Regions from separate parts of the Homo sapiens genome. Here regions 2 and 3 are each linked to region 1. A link is a contact called in ENCODE Hi-C or POLR2A ChIA-PET data. All regions are on one chromosome and are shown on one strand. The core of a region is the stretch at or near the end of the contact, and the rest is flanking DNA. Distances in the headings are between cores, read along the strand shown. Region 1 overlaps TRIP4 (thyroid hormone receptor interactor 4). Region 2 holds the start of PPIB (peptidylprolyl isomerase B). Region 3 holds the start of ANKDD1A (ankyrin repeat and death domain containing 1A).

Evidence for each region. Hi-C counts contacts between places; a loop is a spot of excess contacts on that map. ChIA-PET counts read pairs that join two places held with the same protein, here RNA polymerase II (POLR2A). Pooled maps may share reads with other maps.
Region 2: a loop to region 1 is called in a pooled map, with 3 times the contacts of the local background. The contact joins the promoter of PPIB here to the enhancer-like site in region 1. A Hi-C loop is called at or near these places in 1 of 37 single-sample maps with no recorded cell type and 6 of 50 pooled maps. POLR2A ChIA-PET finds 5 or more read pairs at or near these places in 3 of 52 experiments (GM12878, H1 and OCI-LY7).
Region 3: a pooled map shows a loop between it and region 1 (2.1-fold over the local background). The contact joins the promoter of ANKDD1A here to the enhancer-like site in region 1. A Hi-C loop is called at or near these places in 3 of 50 pooled maps. POLR2A ChIA-PET finds 5 or more read pairs at or near these places in 2 of 52 experiments (activated CD4-positive, alpha-beta T cell and activated T-cell).

Annotation. Positions count from the first base shown.
Region 1 is chr15:64,429,165-64,432,579 of GRCh38, forward strand. All of the region lies in intron 11 of TRIP4 (thyroid hormone receptor interactor 4), which reads left to right. Among named protein-coding and RNA genes, the nearest start is that of ZNF609, 30 kb to the right of the region's middle. RefSeq lists enhancers at 850-1,361, 1,362-1,873. Within about 2 kb of position 1,272, at least 10 of the 41 ENCODE cell types and tissues checked have a DNase peak (open chromatin) inside an H3K27ac peak, as active enhancers do; they include GM12878, where a contact is called at or near this core.
Region 2 is chr15:64,160,648-64,164,432 of GRCh38, forward strand. PPIB (peptidylprolyl isomerase B) reads right to left here and starts at 2,375. Exons shown (of 5, transcript NM_000942.5): 1 at 2,205-2,375; 2 at 1,394-1,507. The coding sequence starts at 2,339. RefSeq lists enhancers at 934-1,498, 1,732-2,232, 2,040-2,289, 2,233-2,733, 2,840-2,889 and a silencer at 2,340-2,699.
Region 3 is chr15:64,910,051-64,913,769 of GRCh38, forward strand. It overlaps ANKDD1A (ankyrin repeat and death domain containing 1A), which reads left to right and starts at 1,852. Exons shown (of 15, transcript NM_182703.6): 1 at 1,852-1,914. The coding sequence starts at 1,881. RefSeq lists silencers at 1,080-1,374, 1,448-1,497, 1,698-1,877 and an enhancer at 2,064-2,607.

The sequences.
Region 1 (3,415 bases), core at 22-2,521:
AAATTAGCCAGGCGTGGTGGCAGGAGCCTGTAATCTCAGCTTCTGGGGAGGCTGAGGCAGGAGAATTGCTTGAACCTGGGAGGCAGAGGTTGCAGTGAGCCGAGATTGTGCCACTGCACTCCAGCCTGAGTGACAAGAGCAAAATTCTGTCTCAAAAAAAATAAAATAAAAATAAAAAAAGAAATGTAGTTGTCTAATCTATTATACCAGCCTCATTCTTGTTTTCTGAATGAATGAGTTGAGAGTTTAGGAATAATGGCTCTTGACTAGCATTTACCAAACTATTCCATGGCATAGGTGTTCTCTGAAACACAAATTTGGGAAATACCTTTGGATTAAACAGATCTGTTTACTGTAGAACATCTCAGAGCCCTTAATATGCTAGTGTGGATTATGACTCTCTATGAGGTGGATATAACATGCAGTGTTCTCAAAACTTTGAGCATAAATTAATCCCCCACCCAAACATGCACTACCTATTTACATACTACAGAACTGGTATCATGGTATTTACAGTTTAGGAGTGTTAGTCTAAGTATGCTTGATTTTTCTGTATTCTCATAGGTCAACTCACTGAGAGAGAACCATCTAGGAAGTAGTTTCCTAACTGTGACCTGTGCCTTCCCTTCAGTATCTCCATATTCATTTATCACCCAGTTGAATTGCATTTTCTTTGAAAACTAATGTGGATCTAGTAATTTTTACTTCAACTGAAACTAACTTCCTGTGTGACTTGGACCACATTTTGCCTTTACATGCTGTTCCTTTTTCTTTTCCCCCCAAAATTCAGTAATTTACTTCTGACCTCACATTCTTGGCCTTTCTTTGATAAGTTAAAATACACTAAACCCTCACTATTTTTGGCATAGTGTGATCATTTAGTCCTCTTAAAAAAAGAAAATCGAAAAGGTTTTGTTAGTGGTTGTTTTAAAATCAAGTGCACTACACTGTTAAATGGCTTTAAAAATATGTGCTTTCTCCTGAGCCATGAACTAGTCTTCCTTTTTATCTTCTAAGATTAGTATGGCCAACATGACTAATTTGTGCCAGAAAAAATTCCTCTAGATCCTCAACCCTCCTGAGTAATGGCAGAGGATCAGCCTAGAGAAGGTAGAAGTGATATAGAAAAGGCTATGGGTTCAACTCAGGGTAAAAAGGTAGATGAGAGCCATCTCGTTAAAGCTTCTCCTGTGATTCCCCTGGAAGGAGCCCATGCTGTTTGCCAGCATTTTATCTGCCAGCAGCAGATGTAAGCTCTCAAAAACAGCAGGGAGGATGTTGACTGCAACAATGCATCAAGGCTGTGGTTTGTAACCTCAATAGTAAGGCAGTTAAAACTTTTTTTTTTTAACAAAGACATTTTGATTGCCAAATCCATAACCATTAGCAGCTGTGGTTTGAACAGTTCTCTAGACCTAACAAGTTTTCAAACAAAAAGTTGAGTTGGTGGCTTTTGTTTCTACGTGTCTGTGTTGTGTTTGTGCTATTTATATCCCTGCCTTCAATAGAAAATCTGATTTGTCTGAAATCTCCAAGGTCATTGATTATTCTATTTCTTCTGAACTGAATCCATTCCTTTCCTGCCAGCTTACTGACCCTTTAGTCTATTTGATCTTACAGCTTTTACAATAGCCAAGACCCTATCTTCAAGGAATTATGCTGAAGCAGTTATACTGCTGGGTGCCTGTTTCCAATAATTGACGGCAGTAGACTTGTAGTCTTCCAATAGGGAAGAGAATATTACTTCTTCCTTTTTCTAGAAAAGTATCTTCAGGATCTAGGAGAATTTGCTGGAAGAAAAGTAAGCAATTTTTAAAACTTTAAAAAAAAAAGAGTATCCAAGCAACATAGATCTTCAGGAAGATTCCAAGTATCACTTCGTTTGTGGAAATCATCAGCTTCTATCACCAATGAATTGTCTGTGAGTCTGAGAGATGAGAAATTAGAAAATGAAGGATTTAATAGTCAGTATTCAAACCAGGCACTGGAATTCAAAATGCAGTCCACAAATTCTCTTTTAAAATATGTGAAAATGTCCTGTCTGTTGTACTGAGAAAATCTGCCAATATATAGACCTCAAAATATTCCGATAACAGCCCTCACGATGAGGGCTGTTATCTGAGACTCAACAAGAAGAAAAATTGTTATGTTACTAACAACTAGCTTAACCCTGGACAATTCATTAAAATCACAGCTCACTTGAGTGAGATATAGGGAATGTAGTTTTGGAATTCTCTTGAAGACTGGAACATTGACAGGCTGGGCACGGTGGCTCACGCCTGTAATCCCAGCACTTTGGGAGGCGGAGGCTGGTGGATCATGAGGTCAGGAGTTCAAGACCAGCCTGGCCAACATGGTGAAACCCTGTCTCTACTAAAAATACAAAAAAAAATTAGCTGGGTGTGGTAGTGGGTGCCCGTAATCCCAGCTACTTGGGAGGCTGAGGCAGGAGAATCACTTGAACCCGGGAGGCAGAGGTTGCAGTGAGCAGAGATTGCACCACTGCACTCCAGCCTGGGCAACAGCGTGAGACTCCATCTCAAATTAAAAAAAAAAACAAAACTGGAACATTGACTAGAGTTTCTAGATCAAAACAGACTGTCTTTAGGGTTATTTGCAGTCTGGGTATTAAGTACCCACTTAAATGGTTTCAGAAACCATTTATATTATATATATATATATATTTTTTTTATCCAAAGAGCATTGTGTTTTCTTTTTTTTTTTTTTTTTTTTTTTTGAGACGGAGTCGTACTCTGTCGTCCAGGGTGGTGGAGTGCAGTGGAGTGATCTTGGCTCACTGCAACCTCTGCCTCCTAGGTTCGAGCAATTCTCCTGCCTCAGCCTCCTGAGTAGCTGGGATTGCAGGTACGCACCACCACGCCCGGCTAATTTTTGTATTTTTAGTAGAGACAGGGTTTCACCATGTTGGCCAGGCTAGTCTTGAACTCTTGACCTCGTGATCCGCCTGCCTCGGCCTCCCAAAGTGCTGGGATTACAGGCATGAGCCACCATGCCTGGCTGAGCATTATGTTTTCTGTTGTACTTATCCTGAAGAGAGATGGGAAATATTACCACTTTTCCATGTATTTAGTGTTTTGGTTTTCATCTGAAAATAAACATGAAATTCTTAAGATTTTCATATATATTTATTCATTAATAAATACTTGAGCCAGGCGCAGTGGTTTACGCCTGTAATCCCACCGCTTTGGGAGACCGATGCAGGCGGATCACTCAAGGTCAGGCTCTTGAGACCAGCTTGACCAGCTTGGTGACCATCTCTACTAAAAATACAAAAATTAGCTGGGCATGGTGGCGCACCCCTGTAATCCCAGCTACTTGGGTCACTGAGGCAGGAGAATCACTTGATCCTGGGAGGCAGAGGTTACGGTGAGCCGAGATTGCGCCACTGCACTCC
Region 2 (3,785 bases), core at 1,125-3,624, 270 kb before region 1:
TTATTATTATTTTTTTGAGACAGAGTTTCTCTCTTGTCACCCAGGCTGGAGTGCAATGGCACAATCTCCGCTCACTGCAGCCTCCACCTCCCAGGTTCAAGCGATTCTCCAGCCTCAGCCTCCTGAGTAGCTGGGATTACAGGCATGTGCCACCACAATGCCCAGCTGATTTCTGTATTTTTAGTAGAGATGGGGTTTCACCATGGTGCCCAGGCTGCTCTCAAACTCCTAAACTCACATGATCTGCCCTCCTCCGCCTCCCAAAGTGCTGGGATTACAGGTGTGAGCCACCATGCCCAGCCTGTTTTTTTATTTTTTATTTTTATTTTTGAGATGGAGTTTCCCTCTTGTTGCCCAGGCTAGAGTGCAGTGGGGCAATCTCGGCTCACTGCAACCTCCACCTCCTGGGTTCAACAAATTCTCCTGCCTCAGCCTCCCAAGTAGCTGGAATTACAGGCGCCTACCACTACACCTGGCTAATTTTTTGTATTTTTAGTAGAGACAGGATTTCGCCATGTTGGCCAGGCTGGTCTCGAACTCCTGACCTCAGGTGATCTACCCGCCTCAGCCTCCCAAAGTGCTGGGACTACAGGCATGAGTTACTGCGCCCGGCCTTTTATTTTTAATTAATTTATTTTTTTTTTGAGACAGGGTCTCACTCTATTGCTCAGGCTGGAGTGCAGTGGCATGAACATGGCTCACTGCAACCTCCATTTCACTTCAGCCTCCTGAGTAGCTGTAGCTGGGACCACAGGTGCACCCCGTCACACCCAGCTAATTAAAAAAAATTTTTTTTGGCCGGGCATAGTGGCTCACACCTCTAATCCCAGCACTTTGGGAGGCCAAGGCAGGCGGATCACCAGAGGTCAGGAGTTCGAGTTCAGCCTGGCCAACATGGTGAAACCCTGTCACTACTAAAAATACAAAATTAGCCAAGCGTGGTGGCGCATGCCTGTAATCCCAGCTACTCAGGAGGCTGAGGCAGGAGAATCACTTAAACCCGGGAGGCGGAGGTTGCAGTGAGCTGAGGCCGCACCACTGCACTCCAGCCCAGGCGACAAGAGTGAAACTCCGTCTCAAAAAAAAAAAAAAATTTGCGGGGGTAGAGACAGGGTCTTGCTATGTTGCTCAGGTTGGCCTTGAACTCCTGGGCTCAAGCAATCCTCCTACTTTGGCCTCCAAAAGTGCTGGGATTTTAAGTGTGAGCCACTGTGCCTGGTCAGGGCCCCATTACTCTTAAGAAAGGGCAATACTGTGTTCCCAGGGCAACAGGCAGTCGGTGCTCAGTGAGGTCCACGCTACAGATCGGCTGAACTCTGCAGGTCAGTTTGCTGCCATCCCCAGTGCCAATTTCACTTCATGTGAGTTGACTACCCCTGCTCCAGCCACTTACCTCTCCTGTAGCTAAGGCCACAAAATTATCCACTGTTTTTGGAACAGTCTTTCCGAAGAGACCAAAGATCACCCGGCCTACATCTTCATCTCCAATTCGTAGGTCAAAATACACCTGAGGAAAGAGACCATTTCCAACTTAGCTTCTTTAAAGGGGCGTTGCTAGGGGAGGGAAGGTACAAGAAGCTAACCTGAGGATGGGAGAGAGAATAGAGCCATATTTTTAGAGAAGTGGTTCTGAATCTGATTTTGGTGACGGTAAAAATCCTATGAGAATCTAATGAAAGCTCCAGACCCTTTTCTTGGAAAACATGCTTATCTATACCCTCCTTGGACTACAGGATAACAATATTTGCTCTAAACAGCTAATGGACCCAGATTCTAAAAATTAACATTAGAAAACCCATAAGGAGCGGAGCCTAAGTTCACCACTTAAGTTTGAAGTATACATACTGTGCTTTGTAATTGGAAGTGGCTAAAATTTGGCTTAAGGAGAGAAAGGATTCGGAATCCGGCAGGCGTGATCTTTCACCATCTCCCCAGCACTGAGGGGTGTTTGCAAAAAGCCTGCTCTGAGACTGCCAGTGTCGGCCCCAGATGGGTATCCGGGGATCCAACTAACTCCCTGGGTCAGGGCAGGGGCTGGGGGTGTCGGGGTGGGTCCGGGTCGTTCCCTGGACTGAATGGGCAGGACGGCCCAGACGCCACGAGGCCACAGACAGAAGCCGAGGGAGGAGGGGCTGAGCCAAGGCCAAGCCAAGGCCGCCCGGGCCCGAGCTCCGGCACCGTAAATGCCGCGGACTCCACCGGACCTTGACGGTGACTTTGGGCCCCTTCTTCTTCTCATCGGCCGCAGAAGGTCCCGGCAGCAGCAGGAAGAAGACGGACCCCGCGATGAGGGCGGCGGCAAGGAGCACCTTCATGTTGCGTTCGGAGAGGCGCAGCATCCACAGGCGGAGGCGAAAGCAGCCCGGACAGCTGAGGCCGGAAGAGGGTGGGGCCGCGGTGGCTAGGGAGCCGGCGCCGCCACGCGCGGGTGGGGGGGACTGGGGTTGCTCGCGGGCTCCGGGCGGGCGGCGGGCGCCGTTTCCCCCCTCCGGCTCGGCGCCGGATAGTAGGTCCCCCTGCGGGGCGGGCACCGACGCGGGCTCGTGGGTGGTTGCCACGTTATTGCTCCCTCATTGGGCTCCCGGCCGCCCTCTCCCGCCCACAGGAAGGCCACCGGCGGAAGGCGGCCTCGCAGAGCACGGGCCCGGGCTCCGAGAAGACCACAAGCCCCGGCATGCTCCGCGGCCCGCCCCGCCCGGAGCGCTGTTCCACTGGCCTGCGGTAGCTGGCGCTTGAGGTTAGCAAATACGTGGGCCTGGACAAGGGGCACGGGAAGCTTGTCACTGTTTTGGGCCAGTCAAGTGTTTGTCACCGCCAAATTGGCTCTAAACGTTGTGGCTTCCAAACACTTCAGGGACATTTATCCTTACCGAGCGTGGCCTTGTACGGCTCCTCCACTTGTCTTGCAAAACTTGCTGCACAACCCACTTCCTTTTTTACTGAGGCCGTCAAGTTACTACCCATTTTTCTCTCCCTTCTGTAATCTTGCTGTGCTTACTGTTGTGTATATCAATGGACATCTTATTGTATACGCTGTTCTTAACTTCCTTTACCTTTTCCCCCAATAGACTACATTTTTTTTTTTTTCTGCGGAAGGGACTGTGTTGCATTTACTCTGTCCACAGCTCCCTCACAGCGCGGCAGTACTGAGTGCCCAACAAGTCCTGGTTGGGATAGCTTCACATCCGCACTGACATGAGAAATAATTTATGCCACGGCCTGAGGATACAATGCCTTTTTCCGGAGGTCAGGAATAGTTACTAGATGTCCCCACAGGGCTATTTTAGGTCTTCACACACTTAGTGTTGTCCCAATCTACAACATAGATACTTTGGTACTGGGAGTCTTACACACCAAAACAAACCAAAACACAAACTTCCAAAATTTGGACCTATGGCGTTAAAACGTCTTTAAAACTAATTTTCAACGATTAACTTCGTAGAAATTCCAGGTCGTCACAGCACAGATTATAGGCAGGGCTCCATTTACATAAATTATGCAATGTAGTCTTCATGAGGCGCTGACCTGAGACTGAAGTTATGCAAGGCCACTGGCATTAACTTTGTTGTTCATTACAGCGGCCTTACACAGGTTGTAGAGCTTCAAGACAGTTCTCTTATTTCCCATCCTTGCACCTCAATTCAGACAACCCCAATCAGGAGGAAGTTTTAAACATTGTTATACTGACAAAGATGATCTTCCAGATCCATCTCTCATCCCTTTTTTTTTTTTTTCTCCTATTTTGTTAAGCCTCTTTCTTCACTCACTGGTCTCAGGCTGCCATA
Region 3 (3,719 bases), core at 602-3,101, 480 kb after region 1:
AAGAACTATTCCAAGTGACTAAAACAGTAACGTGACACTATGCCCCTAGTGGGATGTACATGTGACAAAAGCTTTACAAAAAACATTTAAACTGTTTTCAGGAATAATATCTTTGGCTAGGCGTGGTGGCCAAGCACTTTGGGAGACCTAGGTGGGTAGATCACCTGAGGTCAGGAGTTCGAGGCCAGCCTGGCCAACATGGTGAAACCCCCGTCTCTACTAAAAATACAAAAATCAGCCGCGTGTGGTGGCACACACCTGTAGTCCCAGCTACTTGGGAGGTTTAGGCATGAGAATCGCTTGAACCTGGGAGGCAGAGGTTGCAGTGAGCTGAGATTACGCTACTGCACTCCAGCTTGGGCAACACAGTGAGACTCTGTCTTAAAAAAAAAACAAAAACAAAAAGGGGGGGGTGCGGCGCAGTGGCTCACACCTGTAATCCCAACACTTTGGGAGGCCAAGGTAGGTGGATCACCTGAGGTCAGGAGTTCAACACCAGCCTGACCAACATAGTGAAACCCCATCTCTACTAAAAATACAAAATTATCCAGGTGTGGGGGCGAGTGCCTGTAATCCTAGCTACATGGGAGGCTGAGGCAGGAGAACTGCTTGAACCCAGGAGGCAGAGGTTGCAGTGAGCCGAGATCATACCACTGTACTCCAGCCTGGGCGAAAGAGTGAGACTCTGTCTCAGAAAAAAAAAAATCATATCTTTGATTATTATGTTGGAATTGTTATTTTGAGACCATTTTGAGGGGTTGGCTCAGGGCTCATTAATTGTTAGCTGTTATCATTATGTTATTTTTCAAAGGCCATTCCAAATACCTCCTTCTTCAGGAAGCCTTCTTGAACTATATTCTAAGGACTAATGACTGAAAGATGCTCTTCCTCCTTTGATCCCCAAAGTAGTAGTAACTACACCTATCATGGCTTTGCTGGCTTCTTGCCTTGGGATAGAGATGCCTGAGACCCCATTATCCCTAAATTCAAAGAAGCTGTAAATGCCTTTAAGGCAAAAAGGACATGGACATCCCCCAAGGGTCTGAAGTGCAACCCATTCTGGTGTATTTAATGTGTATCTTTTTGTTTCTATGTGTCTTTGCAAGTCTGTGTTGTTTGATGTAAATGCATTTGTAATATTTTTATTGATATTGTTTCCTAGGTCTTATTTGGTTTGGTTATTTACTTTTTCTGCCTAGCACTAGGTGTTTAAATCCATATTGCCACGAATACAGCGGGTCCCTTGCTTTGAGTGCTGCACAGTTTATCCATCTGCTCTTACAAGAAAGGGCGCTTAGATTGTCTCCAACTCCCAGCAACCACAGCAACACAGCAACCAACATCCTCCTACATGTCCCTTTATGGGCCTGATAAATCTTTCTGAACACTGATAAATCCGACCATCTCTTCATATGCTTGCAGACCTGCTGAGGTTGTGGTCCCTTAAACGCCAGCTCACATCTTTGGGGTTTGACTTTCTGCGCCTGAGGCGGCGGGCCCAAGGCTCAGCCCTCCTCCCCGAGTCCCGAGAGGCGCGAGGAGGATGAGCCTGCCAGATGCCTTGTGCGCATCTATCTCCAGGGCCGGGGAGGCTGGGCGAACTCCCGGGGAGGAGACTGGGTCAGGGACACCTGCGGAACTCGGCGTGGCCCCGACCCGCCGGCCTCGGGCGCGGAGGGGTGGGCAGGTTAAGAGAGCAGGAGGAGGGACCTGCGTCCTGGTCCGGGACTGGGGTGGCCGGGGCAGCTGCGCTCCTAGCAGGCGGGGCGTGGAGTCTGGAGGAGCGACCGCCCCGTCCTCTCGGCTCCCCGGGCCCCGCCCCGGCGGACGCGCGCCTCGCGCCCGGGCACCAGCGCGCGCAGGGGCTGCGGAGCGGCAGGATGCAGGAGGAGCTGGCGTGGGAGACCGACGGCCGTGAGTCTGCCTGGAGGAGGGAGGGGGGCGGGCCGAGGCCGAGAGGACCCCCGCATCCGTTTGGGGAGTGCCAGGGGTGAGGTTGGCGCCCTCCGAACGGCCACCTCCGTGTGGGGCGTCTGTGTGGCTCCGAGCGGAATGGTTACCGGTCCGCGCACTGGGCCGAGGGGACCTTGCCAGTGCGTCTGGGACTCGGGGACCACACCCGCCAGGTGAGCGGGGAGCAGCGGCTGAGAGGTTAGCTACAAATAATAAAGGTAATAGCGATCCTTGACTGCGTGCTGTACTTTGTGTGCCAGGCCTTGACCCAGGAGAGGCACGTCATTTGATCTTCGCTGCGGCCATATGGGTAGGACATTATGTTATCTTCATTTCGCAGATGAGAAACTGAGGCACAGGGTGTTCAAATGAGTTGTTCAAGGTCACACAGCCATTGAGTGGTAGAAGTGCTGAAGGGCCCAGCTCACCCGGAATGCTGGGGCTGGATAGCGAGTGGAGACCGCATCAGATGGGGCACGCACTCAGAGGAGAGGAGCCTGACTGGCCACAGGTGGAATGAGGGCACCTCCGAACCTCCCTCAAGGAGTGCGCCCAGTGCCAGGGCCTCTAGGCCGGGCAGCAGCGTCTGTGTGGGCATCAGCTGGCCTGGGGCAGCTTTGGCTGCACCGTCTGGGAGAGGGGAGAGAAAGATTGTGTCGGTGTCTGCACTGTGAGTCCTTGATCCTGCAGCCCTGGCTGAATCCTGACAGCTGAATCCCGGGGCTTTCCCTCAAAAGCGCATAGTGCAGCTCACTGGATTCCTTTGAGACCTATAGTGTCCAAAATGCTGGCACACTGCATCTACTCAGCTGAGGGATGTGTTGGGGGTGGGAATGCTCAATCAAGATTAGGTACATGGTTCTGCCTGGGGCGGAGGATCACTTGAGTGGGCCTGCGAAGAATGTGTACCAATGGAGCATTGGGGTGTGTGGCAGAGAATTCTGGACAAAGACCCAGCATGGGCAAAGGCTCAGGTAGCTCAGTGGGTATTGGATGTGGCCAGAAAGAGGGTGCCGGATGGGAGGTGGATGGAAGAGATGAGACTGGACTTGATTTCATTCTAACTTAACCTTCTCTGGCCTGACCCTATGCAGTGTCTGCTGGCTTCCCATTGGAACTCCTGGCTGTTTGCCAATACAAACCAGGCCAATCCCCCTAAGCTGCACATAAGATAGAGGGTGCCAGACAGGAAGGGACCTATACAGATCTCTTTCTTCACCCTCCCCCAGTTTTACAATGGAAGAAACAGACCTACAAGGGGGATGTGACTAGCCCAGGATCCTGCTGCTGGAAAGTGGCAGGGAAGGTACTAGAACCCAGGCCTCTGTAAGCTCACATCTGAAGTGGCAGCTCTCTTTGGCTACCAGAATTTGACCCTTTGCCTTGGAGGAATAATAGTGATGATGATGGTGGTGGTGGTGGCGGTGTGGTCATTATGTGCCAGACACTGTGCCAGGGGGTTTTCATATCTCATTTCTAATCATGATATTAACCTTGTAGGGAAGCTCGCACTCCTGTTTTGCAGATGAGGAAACTGCCTAACACAGCTAGGAAGTGGTTAAGCCAGAGTTGAACCCAGGACTGTGTGATTGCCCCCCAGGGTAGCAACTCTGAGATCCACAGGTTGTATCCATGAGGCCCCAGAAAGCTCAAGATCCTCTTTCTCATCTGGAGAAGACTGTGTGGAATTTATCTAGAAAAACAAACTGCATGGCAGGCCTGTCTCTCACCTCAGTGCATCTTAGCCTTCCCTACCAAGACACTCG